3 separate regions of the Homo sapiens genome follow, and all the other regions are linked to region 2. Evidence: chromatin contacts called from ENCODE Hi-C data. All regions are on one chromosome and are shown on one strand. Each heading gives the region's core, a stretch centred on a gene start or an enhancer-like site at or near the end of the contact. The rest is flanking DNA. Distances are from core to core; before and after follow the strand shown.

Evidence for each region. Hi-C counts contacts between places; a loop is a spot of excess contacts on that map. Pooled maps may share reads with other maps.
Region 1: a pooled map shows a loop between it and region 2 (8-fold over the local background). The contact joins the enhancer-like site here to the promoter of MIR155HG in region 2. A Hi-C loop is called at or near these places in 9 of 50 pooled maps.
Region 3: a pooled map shows a loop between it and region 2 (5-fold over the local background). The contact joins the promoter of C21orf91 here to the promoter of MIR155HG in region 2. A Hi-C loop is called at or near these places in 4 of 50 pooled maps.

The regions. Positions count from the first base shown.
Region 1 is chr21:17,782,495-17,786,985 of GRCh38, reverse strand. C21orf91-OT1 (C21orf91 overlapping transcript 1) reads left to right here. Exons shown (of 4, transcript NR_038871.1): 3 at 1,374-1,438. All of the region lies in intron 2 of LOC124900465 (a long non-coding RNA gene), which reads right to left. Among named protein-coding and RNA genes, the nearest start is that of C21orf91-OT1, 7.8 kb to the left of the region's middle. RefSeq lists enhancers at 1,768-1,827, 2,238-2,327, 2,358-2,427, 4,396-4,445. Within about 2 kb of position 2,750, at least 7 of the 41 ENCODE cell types and tissues checked have a DNase peak (open chromatin) inside an H3K27ac peak, as active enhancers do.
Region 2 is chr21:25,558,977-25,563,528 of GRCh38, reverse strand. MIR155HG (MIR155 host gene) reads right to left here and starts at 1,384. Exons shown (of 3, transcript NR_001458.3): 1 at 1,272-1,384. RefSeq lists silencers at 1,040-1,319, 1,330-1,419 and an enhancer at 1,800-1,849.
Region 3 is chr21:17,817,008-17,821,338 of GRCh38, reverse strand. C21orf91 (chromosome 21 open reading frame 91) reads left to right here and starts at 1,983. Exons shown (of 5, transcript NM_001100420.2): 1 at 1,983-2,036; 2 at 3,014-3,147. The coding sequence starts at 3,021. The region is part of intron 2 of LOC124900465 (a long non-coding RNA gene); the gene reads right to left. RefSeq lists an enhancer at 1,289-1,338 and a silencer at 1,589-2,368.

The sequences.
Region 1 (4,491 bases), core at 1,501-4,000, 7.8 Mb after region 2:
TACATTAGACTGTGATCCTAGTAGTTGATTACATCACCTTTGTTCCTGCGTGGTTTCCCAGCCTTCTGGGTGATCTCTCCCCATTGAATAAATTCCTTTATAGCCTAAGTCAACTAGTTGCTTTCTCTAGCTTGCAACTCAGAACTCTTGTTAAACCTAACCTCTTCCACTGGGTCTATGTCCTGTGTTCTACTCTGAGATCTTATGAAATTCATTTCCAGAGGTGAACTGCTAAGAGCCAATGCATATCTAAACTAACCCTCAGCCACATGGGCTGCCTTTTGAGTCAACTGAATCTGCTGGGAAGATTCTGAAGAGAAATTAAACCTCTTGGTAATGCAGATGTCAGTTTTCCTGTTAAGAATGTGCTTTAGGATGGGCACGTTGGCGCATGCCTATAATCCCAGCACTTTGGGAGGCCAAGGCCGGTAGATTGCTTAAGTCCAGGAGTTCAAGACCAGCCTGAGCGATGTAGCAAGACTCTGTATGTACAAAAAATATAAAAATTAGCCTGGCATGATGGCATAGGCCTGTAGTCCTGGCTACTTGGTGGGGCAGAGACTGAGGTGGGAGGATTGCTTGAGCCCAGGAGGTCAACGCTGCAGTGAGCCGTGATTGTGCCACTGCAGTCTAGCCTGAGTGACAGAGCAAGACTTTGTCTCAAAAAAAAAAAAAAAAAAAAAAAGAGAAAAAGGAAACCACTGCTCCAAACCATAAACTGCCCCAGAATTTACTTCCCAAAAGATGTGGTAATGCTACTTTCCTGCTAAGAGACCTTTCTAGATTATCACTGCCTACAAAACAAAAGCCAGTCCCCACAGTTTAGCATTTAAAGCCTTCACCATTTGGCATCCACTTATTTTCCATTCTAAATCTTTCGTCAATTTTCAGATTTCGTTATGTTGCCAGAAACTCTGCCAAGCCCTGTAAGTCTTTGGGTCTAAGGGATATAAAAGCCAACAAGACTCTGTTGGTCAACTGGAAAGTATTCTGCCAAGAGATTGAAAGAATAAGGATTGAATAATGTTCATTGTATTTAGCAACCAGAAATTCATGGAGTACAGTTTTAATGGACCTGTGGGAGCAAAAGTAGATCACAACAGATTGTAATATGGATGCAACGTAGTACCATGATTTGAATGTGTTCCCTGAAGTTCATGTGTTGGAAACTTAATCCCAAAAGCAACAGCATCGAGAGGTGGAGTCTACTAAGAGGTGATTAAGTCATGAAGACTCTACCCTCACGGATGAATTAATGTTATGGACGGAGTGGGTTAGTTATCATGAGAGTGCCTTTGTTATAAAAGCAAGTTCAGCCCCCTCTTGTTTGCTTGCTCACATCCTCTTGCTCTTTCCACCATGTTATCACACAGCATGAAGTCTTGCTACCTTGCCAGATGCTATCACCATGCCCTTGGACTTCCCAACCTCCAGGATTGTAAGCCAAATCAATAACTGTTTGTTATTAATTATCCATTCTGTAGTACTCTGTGATAGCAACATAAAATAGACTAAGACAGGTAGGATAGTGGATTTGAGGTATGATGTCTTTAAAATTTTATGAAGTGAAGTTGAGGTAAAGAGGATGTTGGGTCAAGGTTATTTTTTTAAGGTTGGGAAGTACTTGAACATGAATAAATACTAAGAGGACAGAGCCAGTAGAAAGGCTAACGATAGAGAGGTAGCAATAATCAAAGGAGCCCAGTTTGAAGACACAGAACAGAGTAGCACACCGAGAATGACTTGTCTTTGAAGAGGTTTAGGATTACCTCAGGTTTTGACACTAGAGAGAAGGTAAAACTACAGATGAAAGTATTTGAATCAGATTTGTTGGAGAGTAAGTTGAGAAAGTACTTAAATGGCTGCCTCTATTTTCTGTGAGAAAGACGAAAAAGATAATGGGTCAGAGATTCAAGGGAAGTGGTAAAGTGCTGAATAGTTACTACTTGAGGAATGAGAAGGGTCCTGACCATCAGAGGAGGGGTTTAGAAGAGGTGGAAATGAGGAACCATGACTCACCATTGGTTAAGGTTGCCTGAATTTGCTTTCTGATTTTGTTGCTGTAAAGAAGAGGTGCTTAGAAGAGTGAAAATGAGCAACCATGACCGTTTAGAAGAGGTGGAAATGAGGGACCATGACTCACCATTGGCTGAGGTTGTCGGAATTTGCATTTGGATTTTATTGCTGTAAAGAACAAGACGGAGTATTTTTGAAATGGGAGTAAACTAAACTGAAAGCACTACTGAAAATAGATTAGAATCTGAAACTGAGATAAATTTGTGGCTCAAAAAGAAAATTTACAAAAGCCAATAGATGAAATTTCTAGTGTGGGATAGATGAGAAATATGAAAAGCTACTGCAAATGGCATGTGGGAAAAATATGAATACTATAGTCTTTACTTCGTTTCTTCAAGCAATAATTTTATTTGTTCTCTCAGTATTTGGTGCGATGGCGAGGGTGGACTAAGACTCTGTTGTGAAAACCAAGCCCTTATAGGTCAGTTGGTATCAAGCTTCACCAGAGGGAAGTCAAGAAATCTTTAACCTAGAAGAGAAGAGGTTTATAAGAGGATGGTCAGTACAGTGTACAGAATGTGGAAGAAAACCATAGCATAGCTAACGCAAGAGTTTCAGATCTGTAACTTCAAAGCAAAGAAAAGGCAGTGTGAATACAGAAGGGCTATTCTAGAGGAAAGAGGCTACTGAACTGAAAAGTGATTAAGGCAGAAGAGGAAGTTGTAATGAGCAAGATGATTGCTAAACCGACATGCAGGAACTTCTCTTCTAATCTTCTGCCACAACTAAGCACCTCTTTACCTCTCTTAGCCTCTGTTTTCTCATCTGTAAAAAATGAAATTGAACTTTATGATCTTTAGGGGACCTTCTAGCTCTAACATTCTACAAGTATAATGAATTTTAAGAAACCTACAGTGGAAAATCTCCCAAGCCCCTCTATGAACAGCAGAACTGAGCTGAAAGGGCACAAAGAAAATGTGGTTTCATTTTAAGAGGAAACTGTGAGGTGCTGTTACAGCAAGCTATTTCTGTGATCACCTGTGACAAAAGAGAAAAGAGAGCTGTGTCAGCCTGGCTCCTATTATAAGCAGCTACACAATCCTCTGCATACTGTTTAAGAGCACCTATGTTGTAGAAAGAAAAAGAGGTCTATATATTTTGGCATCTTGTTACTCTGTCACATTCCATATCGGGGGAGCTATTGGGAGAGAATGTTCTCTTAGGAGTAACAGTGGGATAGTTCTCCCACACAATCAGAAGTTGGGTCACCTCCAGCACAGTTCCTAAAGGCTGGCTCCTGTGTGTGGAAAATGAGACACGTAAAGGCAATGTGGTAAGCTAGTTAATAGGATAGAATTTATTCATCAATAAAATTGTTCTTTGTTCTGAGAGTATGTCTTTCCTATGGGAATAGTAAATTTTTCTTTCTTTCATGAAGTGATGACAATAGATGGTAGATTTTCATTTTTGTTTATTTGTTTAGTTTTCAGTCCTTACTTGGTGGAATTAAAACCACAATCTTGTATTGGTCTATTAGTCAGGGTTCTCCAGAGAAACAAAACAAAGTATGTATATATGTGGAGAGAGAAAGATTGGTTTAATTCCCTAAACCAGCTCTGGGGGCTGGCAAGTCTGAAACCTGCAGGGCAGCCTGGATGGGTGGAAACTCCGAGAGTTGATGCTGCAGTCTTGAGTCTGAAGGCAGGTCAGAGGCAGAATTCCTTCCTCTTCAGGGGACCTCACTCTTTTCAGACCTTCGACTGATAGGACAAGGCCCACCCACATTACAGAGAGTAATCTGCTTTACTCAAAGCCTACTGATTTAAATGTTAATCATATCTAAAAACTACTTTCAAAGCAACACCTAGACTGGTTTTGACAAAACAACTGGGCATCATATTTTCCATTTTATTTCAATTTTATTTTAATACTCCATGAATTTAACAAGTCTGGAAACGATGAATCTGGCATTATTTTATCCAAACAGTTGTCTCTGAGCAGCACAATCCTAAATCCTCTACTTGGGTTATCACAATCTCCAAAGAAAGAAGTGCATGTAAGACGCCCTCACACTATTCTGAAGTTTTCCATGTGTTCTAAAAGGGCTTAGAGGAACAGCTTATTATTTTTTAGAATAATCCTTTGCGTAACAAAAATACAAGTTATTTCATTTGTGGTATTTTTTCCTCTTAATCTAGTGTTCAATCAGAAATTATTTGAAGACTGAGTGAGTGTCATACAAAAAGTAAAAGATTCAATGCCTCTAATAATTCAATATCCAATAATTTTAGATAAATTATTAAAGAGTGTTAGAATGTTGAACATTTGGTTTGTTCCTCTCTTATTCTCCTTGCTCCCTCCCTCTGTACCCCACAAACACCTATCCAGAAAGTCATCTTGTATAAGAGAAGGATCCTCCTGAATCCCATCTACCACCAACCCACAGCATATGTTTCCTTGAAAAAATTTAAATAG
Region 2 (4,552 bases), core at 135-2,634:
AAACTCAAATTCTCTGAGCCACAAGTCCTCATGGGCAAAATGTAGATACCACCACCTAACCCTGCCAATTTCCTATCATTGTGACTATCAAATTAAACCACAGGCAGGAAGTTGCCTTGAAAACTTTTTATAGTGTATATTACTGTTCACATAGATAAGCAATTAACTTTACATATACCCGTTTTTAAAAGATCAGTCCTGTGATTAAAAGTCTGGCTGCCCTAATTCACTTCGATTATACATTAGGTTAAAGCCATATAAAAGAGGCACTACGTCTTCGGAGAGATGAATGGATATTACAAGCAGTAATTTTGGCTTTGGAATATACACATAATGTCCACTTGACCTCATCTATTTGACACAAAATGTAAACTAAATTATGAGCATCATTAGATACCTTGGCCTTTTCAAATCACACAGGGTCCTAGATCTGCTGTGTGATGCTGGAAAAGTAACTTCACTTCTGTGGGCCTCAGCTCCTTAATTTTTAACATACTTTGGATTCTTATATCTTTGTCAGCTGTCAACTTCAGTGTTTTCAGGTTAAATTCTATCCATAGTCATCCCAATATACCTGCTTTAGATGATACAAACTTCAAAAGATCCGGCTCTCCCTCGTAAAACGTGGAGGACAGACATCAAGGGGGTTTTGTGAGTAAAGAAAGGCAACCGCTCGGCAAAAACGCACCCTGGCACAACAGGAGCGAATAAATACAGACGCTGATTGAGCGTTTGCTCCATCTTCACTTCTGTTAAATGAAGACATTGATATCTAAAATGCTATGAGTCTAACTTTGTAAAATTAAAATAGATTTGTAGTTATTTTTCAAAATGAAATCGAAAAGATACAAGTTTTGAAGGCAGTCTCTTTTTCCACCCTGCCCCTCTAGTGTGTTTTACACACTTCTCTGGCCACTCCAACAGGGAAGCTGGTCCAGGGCCATTATACAGGTACGTCCCCAACCATCCAAGGAAACTTTGCAAAGAAGCTCAAGTATTAGGTTTCGAACACCCCTCCTTCCCCCTGCCTCTGCCCGCGGGAATCCATCCAGCGCAATCTCTGGTCCCGGGCGAGGCGACACCACTGAGTCCCCAGGGGGCACCCGCAGGCGCGCGCGGGACCAGGCCGGGCTCCACGGCCACGTGCGCGCTGCCCCCGCCTTGCCTCGCCAGTTAACCCGGCGGTGACCCTCGCACCGAAGTCCCCCGGCGTCCCTGCCACGTTCAAGAGAGGAAAGGCGGGCGGGAGCGCGAGACTGAAGTCGGCGTACCTGCAGTGCCAGGAGCGTCTCCTTGGTTCCCCGCGCTTGCTCTGCGGGCGGCTCGGGGCTCCGCTATCCGCTCCCTTCCCGAGGCTGCAGGCGGCGCTGGGCCCGGGCTCGGCCGCGCACAGGAAGCCCGCGCCTGCGAACGTGCGACCCTTTTATAACTCACTTGTGACTCATAACCGACCAGGCGCCTTTTCTGCAACCCCCCCCCCCTTCTCCCCCCTCCTGCCTGTTCTTGGAACCTACAGCTTGAAAAACTTTTTTCTTTTTAAAGGAAAAGTCGAAAAAGCCCAGCGCCCGGGTAGTTGGTGTTTTCCCCTTTCCCTTTCTCGTGGGTCATTGCGTGTGTGTATTTTTTTTCTCTCAACACACGCCGTGTACTTTCCTGCACCGCGCCGCAAGGCTTGGGCTCCAACCTTTGTTCTTAAAGAAAAGGAAACGCCTTCAAATGACGGCCCAGACGTCGCCCGAACTTTCAGTCGGCTGGAGGGGGAAGTGGCGACTTCTTGCAACTGGGTGGCAGGAGTGTCTCTACTCTCTCCTTGCAGGGAGCCCGAGAGGAGCAAGTGGGAGGTTTTTCCTCCTGGACCGAATCAGCTGGAGACCAGCAGGTCCCTAAGAGAGGAAGAAATGGTCTTCAGGCGATCCTGGATTTCATCCCTACCTCATCACCCTTCAAGAGCCCGCGTTTGGTTTGGAATACGTAACTGGGCTTTGAGAACGTTTGTACTGTGTCTGGTACCCGCATTTATACTCGGGATGTCAAGATATAGGACTTAAAACTTCAAAAATTTTGACCTCAACAACATTCTCCCCCTGCCCTCCACTCCCATCTCCAGGACATATTCCTGGAGCATATGGGACTTCGGTCGTTTTAATTTTTGGTTTTGTCGCTTCTCTCTTTTCTCCCGGACCCTGCCACAAGGGGAACATTTTCCTGGAGCAGCCATTTGATTTTGGGGGATGGAAAGGAACAAATAGATCTAAAGCCTGGCAAGTTTATCCTACAAGCCTAGTCGAGTAACTCATTCATGGGTCTCAGTTCAATAAACGTTTAGACTTGAAGAAGAATAAGGAAATATGGGGAAGAGAAGGAGGACAGGAATAGATCTAGCCTCATCAACATGTGACTGGGGCCTTTTTGTAAGAAAGACGGGGCCACTGCTGGATTGCATTGCAAGTATCCAGTACTTGGACCTCCCTGTCAAGGGCACAAGACATTTTAGAATAGTTTGTATTAAACTGATGCCAGTTACATGTCAGAATACATGTCAGAGCTGGAAATCCCATAGTACTTAATTTACAGATGGCTCAGGTTGGTTAAGGAACTTGGGAGCATTTTAAAACCCTCTATTCTTAAGATACATGCTTTTTCTCTTATAATTCAAACAAGAATAATCATGATGATAACAACTAACACTTATAAAGCATTTACCATGTGCCAGATCCTGTCCTAACACTCCTTATATGCATTAACTCTTTCAGTCCTCACTATGATCATATGAGGGAGGAGCATTATAATCTCTATTTCCAGATGAGGAAACTGAGCACAGAGAGATTAAACATGTTACCTTAGATCCTAGTAAGTAGTCAAGCTGAGATTCAAACTCAGTTCCAACCCTGGAGGGCTGGCTCCGTAGTCCAGTCTCCCTGCTTTCCAGATCCATGTGACGTTGAGGAGCTGGGGAAGTTGTGCAGTGGGGCATGTGGCAAGGATGCATGGTCCCCACCCAGGTGGGGCACGTCCCTCTGCTGGTTACAGATGCCTACAATGCCTTTCTGAATTTCCCATTTCTCATTCTAGGTTGAACTATAAGAAATTGCCCATAGGCAATTCTAGGGTGACCTTTCATCCCCAGAATGACAAGTTTGTATAATGCACTTTAATAGAAACAGGAAATTGCTCAATCCTCCCTTCTCCCAGTGGTGGAAGTAATTTCAGGTCATGTGCAAACCTCCGCATTTTAGGTCCCAGTTTGAGACACCCAGAATAGTGGATGGATAAATGGGTTTTAGGAGTCAAATACACCTGCATTTTACACTAATTCTAGCTGTGGAATCTGAACGTTAAACTTTTTATGTCTCAGCTTCCTGTAAATGACAATAATGATGTCTCCCATCAGGGATTACTATAGACTGAATCATGTTCTCTTCAACTTTATATGTTGAAGCCCTGATCCCCAATGTTATCCCCATTTGGAGATAGGGCCTGTGAGGAGGTGATAAAGGTTAAATGAGGTCAAAAGGGTGGATCACTAATCCCATAGAGCTAGTGCTCTTATGAGAAGAGGAAGAGACACCAGAATTCCCTTTCTCTCAGAAATCAGTCAAAGCAGAGGTCATGTGAGCACACAATGGGATGGTGGTTTCCTGTAAGCCAGGAAGAGAGTCCTCACCAGAAACCGAACCCTGCAGGACCTTGATCTGGAACTTTCTAGCCTCCAGAATGTGAGAAAATAAATTGTTGTTGTATCAGCCATCCAGTCTATGGTATTTTCTTATGGCAACCCTAGCAGACTAAGAGGGATATGATGATTAAATAAGGTGATGGATAAAAAGTACCTGCTCCAGGCCAGGCGCGGTGGCTCATCCTGTAATCCCAGCACTTTGGGAGGCTGAGGTGACTGGATCATGAGGTCAGGAGATTGAGACCATCCTGGCTAGAATGGTGAAACCCTGAATCTACTAAAAATACAAAAAAGAAAAAAAAATTAGCCGGGCATGATGGCGGGCACCTGTAGTCCCAGCTACTCTGGAGGCTGAGGCAGGAGAATGGCATGAATGCGGGAGGCGGAGTTTGCGGTGAGCCAAGATCGCGCCACTGCATTCCAGCCTGGAATGCGAGCGAGACTGTCTCAAAAAAAAAAAAAAAGAAAAAAAAAAAAGGACCTGCTCCAAATGGATAGCTTGAGAAAGTAAGAGCTGGCCACCTGCCGGGACAAGTACCCCATGGATGTTGTTGTGGGCTGAATTGTGTCCCCCTCCCCCCACCTCCCAAATTCATATATTGATGTCCTAACACCCAGTACTTCAGATGAGATCGGGTGTGTGTGGGGTGGTATGGCTGTAGACCAACCAGTACTTCAGAATATAACCTTATGTGGAAACAAGGCCTTTGTGGATGTAATTAGTCAAGATGAGGTCTTATTAAAATAGGGTTGGCTCCTAATCCAATATGACTGGTGTTCTTAGAAAAAGAACATGATGTGTAGAGAAAGAAACACATATAGAAGGAAGACAGTGTGAAGAAACATTGGGAAAAGATGGCCATCTACCAGCCAAGG
Region 3 (4,331 bases), core at 734-3,233, 7.7 Mb after region 2:
TGAATGGAATCAGCCTGAGGCCATCACCAGAAACAGATGCTGGCACCATGCTTCTTGTACAGCCTCCAGAACCATGAGCCAAATAAACCTGTTTTCTATATAAATTATCCAGCCTTGGGTATTCCTTTATAGGAACACAAACTGACTAAGACGAGCAGTGAAAAGAAACCACTGTTACAAAATACCATCGTGAATCTCAAAAACATGCTGCATGACAATAGCCAATCACAAATGAACACACACTGCTTAATTCTATGTATATGAATTCCTATAACAGACAAAACTAAAACACTTCGTCATATAAATTAGATCCCATGTTGAAGGAGCTTGACCAGAAAGGAACAGAAAGAAATGTCGGGGCTGTGGAAATGTTCTGTATCCTCACTGGGGTGGTGGTTACTCAAGTGTATGTATTTGCCAAAACTCATCAAATAATGCTTTTAAAATGGAAGCATTTTATTTCTGTAAATTATTCCTTGATTTTTTTTAAAAAGCCAACAACAAGAGAGAAGAGTTTTAAGAATAGCAAGTAAACAATGTGAAATGCCATAGGAAGGAAGACAATTCTGAGAAGTGAAAATAACTTGTTTCAATTTTTAAATTTTAGTGATTTTAGAACACTTTTATTGAATCACTTTAAAAGAGTCCTTTTTAAAAGAATGCTTTTTATTGAAAAGATGGGTAGAATCCAACATGCAAGGTATCTTAGTCGTAGTTACCTAGAATGAGAAATTCGAAGAGAAAAAGCACAGGCTTTTCATTTCAATTAGTGCATCTCAAACTTCGATGAACATAGGAATCTCCTGGCGGTCTTGTTAAAGTGCAAGTATTGATTTAGGAAATCTCGAGTGGGGCCTGAGATTCTACATTTCTAACAGGAAACCAAGTAATGTCAATGTTGTTTGTTCATCTACTACAATTTAGGTGGCAAGGACACAGATCGCTCCTGCGAGGCACAAATGCCATAACTGGAGTGCTAATTTGGCCCAGAAGTTTCCAAGATCTAGACAGTCCATTCCTAACCATCAGTTCAAGAATGCCTACATGTAGATTGACAGGCTAGCCCTCTTTCTATGTGAGTGCAACCAGAACACATACATATGATGCTGTAGAAAATAACATTGATCTTAGGTCAGTAGCCTTCGGTTCAAGTCCCAGCCTTTTTCTAACCAACTGTGATAACCTGGGTCAATTACTCGTAGGCTGCAACATGAGAGAACAGTTCCTGTTTCTCCTCTGTAGGTTACTGTGAGGACTACAATGGAAAATGTAAGTGAAAGTACTGCAAGAACCATACCCTAAAAAAAACAGAATAGCTTAAACAAAAGTCAAGCAAAGAATTTGAGAACCAAGCAGGACCTAAAAATAAGAGGTGGGGCTTCGGGATTTTTCCCGTGGGCGTTGAGGGATGTACCATATTGGGGGCAGGGGCGCCCCACAACAAATAATGTATTTGAAAAGATTCTGTATTTGAAATTATGCCTCTATCATGACACCTGAATATGAACTTTTCCTTCGTTAGATACTTCAACTGGCACTTAACTATAAGTTCAGTGACAGTATTCTGCTTCTTTCTCCTGAAGTCAAAGTGCCACCCACGCACCTCTCCCGTTCTGCCATCCACCCGCGGCTTTCCTACCCCCGCCGCCTGCGGCCCCCGCCCCGGGGCAGTAGTTTGCACTAGGCTGAAGGGAGAGGTGGAACGGATTCGTCTATCTACGCACCTCGAGGAGGGGTGTGTGAGGAGCTACGTTCCAGAGAACGGTAAGAAACTCCGGCCAGGAAACACGGGATCACAGGAGAACTCGAGGCGAAGGTGCGGCGTCGGTGCAGGAGCGGAGGGGCGGACCCACAGCAGCCCGGCGAGCGCGCAGGTGTGCCCGCGGCCGCGCCACCCTCCCCGCAGCCTTTACGGGATGGAGCCGGCGGGAGAGGGCGGGGCCAGGCGCGCGGCGGCCGCCTCTGCTGCGGCCGGAAACAATAGTGGAGGAACCCGAGCCGCACGGAACGGCGGTGGTGGCCCGCGGAGCCGGACGGTAAAGACCCCGCAGCCCTGCTCCCATCCCACCTGAGCCCCGACCCCCAGTCCCATCGTTCCGCCTCCTTCGAGTTCCGAGCCCCGTGGCCCCTCGCGCTGCTGCGCGCCAGGCGCCCCGACGGACAGACCGACGGAAAGACGGACTTGGGTCCGCGACTCCCTGGGGGCGGCCGCGCGCCCCCAACGCCGAAGGCCGGGCCAGGACCCGGCTCCCCGAGACGCTGAGGCTGGGCGGACCGGCCGCCGTGGCCCTCGGACGCTTTCTTCCCTCTGGGAGGAATCCCGGAGCGATGGGACGAGGCTCTCCCGCCCGCCGGGCTCCAGGATGCCGCGGCTCTCCCAGCTCCGGCTTGGGCCCCTCCGGCGGTGCCCGGCCGGTACCGTGAAGCCGCCGCTCGGCCTTCGGTGTAGTTGCCCCGGACACGGCGGGACGCCCTCCCCGGGTATTCGGTACCCACGTGCATTTTGCTGCCGCCGATCTCCGTTCGATGCGAAGCTTCGCAACTCCGAGTTCGCGAGGCGCATCTGAGGTTCCCCCAATGAAGTTAGCAAAGCAGTGTCCCGTGCAGGTCGTTTTTCCTGTTTCTCACAGCGTTAACTAGGTTGACAGAACCTGGTAGCTGAAAAGGCCTCGCTGCTAAGCCCTCTGATTATTCGAGGTTGGGGGACGAAGGAGGAGGACTAGAATGCCGGCAAATCTCTTTCCTTCAGGTGCCACTAACCCAATCAACTATAGGACAAAAAAGACACGGACATAGTGTCACCTATGGCCTGGCTTTAAGTTTTACTAGCTTTGTGTCTTTCCACAGGAAAAGTGCAATGTTGGAGTGCAAGTATGGCGATGCTTGTTTGATGGAGCTTTTGCTTTAAATGAGCTGAACAGCATCCTTATTTCCTAGAAGTTCCCAGTAAAGGGAACTACCCCAAAGGCAGGTTCATGAAATTGTGTAACTTTCCTTTTCTGTTTCTTAATAGGGGCACTATGAACGAAGAGGAGCAGTTTGTAAACATTGATTTGAATGATGACAACATTTGCAGTGTTTGTAAACTGGGAACAGACAAAGAAACACTCTCCTTCTGCCACATTTGTTTTGAGCTAAATATTGAGGGTAAGGACACAGTATAGTTTTGATCTTATGGAATGAATTTAACACAGCTGCTTTGTACTGATTGTAAGGTAAAACTAAAATGTCTTCAATGATTGGAAATTGTGCTAAGTATGAATAGTGTAGAGATTTGTTAAAGATAAGGTTTCTGGAAATGAAGGTGCAGTTAACAGAGTTACGAATTTAAGAGAAATCTTTTTTTTTTAAAGACCCCTGCAACAACCCCATTTTTCCTAATACAGAAATAAGTATGAGTGTTGACTGGGAAACGTGTTTTCTGGTTTGAGAGCTTATTGAATTGTCAGATTTTAACAGACCTGTGTGTTTTTTATATTAAGAAGTAACATAACAATTTTTTTATTCTTTCGAGCCTATTATGCAAGTATTTGAGTGAGATGAGCCCGAACTCTTTTCTCACCAGTATGATCTTATTATCTGGAAAAATACTTTAAAATTTTTAGATTAACCTCTTTTCAGTGATCACACACACTGTTGGTAATTTTTAAAACCTGAAAAGGTTTTTAAAATTTTTTTAATAATGTCCCTAAGATATATGAAGAAAAATTCTCCAAATCCAAAAAGAAACCCCAAAAAAAAGCCCTATTGGAAGGATTTATTTGGGTTGGTGCAGTTAGTGTTGTCATATTACAATTGATTTTTGGTTTAGATATTTATGAGTCATACTAAAAAAAACCTTAATATTCCTGCAAAAAAAATTTGGCCTGTAATTTGAGTTTTGAGTTGTAACATATCAGTAGAGAGACTTTATTAAACCTCTAGATTTTGGACAGTTTCAAAATAGTTCTTTCCTTTTTTCTGTATTATATATTTGAAATTTTTCATGATCTTTATTTTCTGTTTACTAAGTATGGGGTATGAAATGTTCTTATTGTTTAAAAAAATATAGTGGGGGATTATATACCTTGAAATTCCTGTTAGGACTTGTTATTCAGAAATTATTATGGTCACCAAACAGTATGTGATGGAAGATTATGGATTTCTTGTGGATTACATAGAATATCTATAACTTCAGCTTTAATAAATGTAGTGATTATAGCTAATTTCAAAAGATGACATAACAGGAACAGTGGTGTGTTCCTACAATCTCAGCTACTCCAGAGGTTAAGGTGAGAGGATTGCTTGAGCCTAGGAGTTCAAGTCCAGTTTGGGCAACATAGCAAGACCCC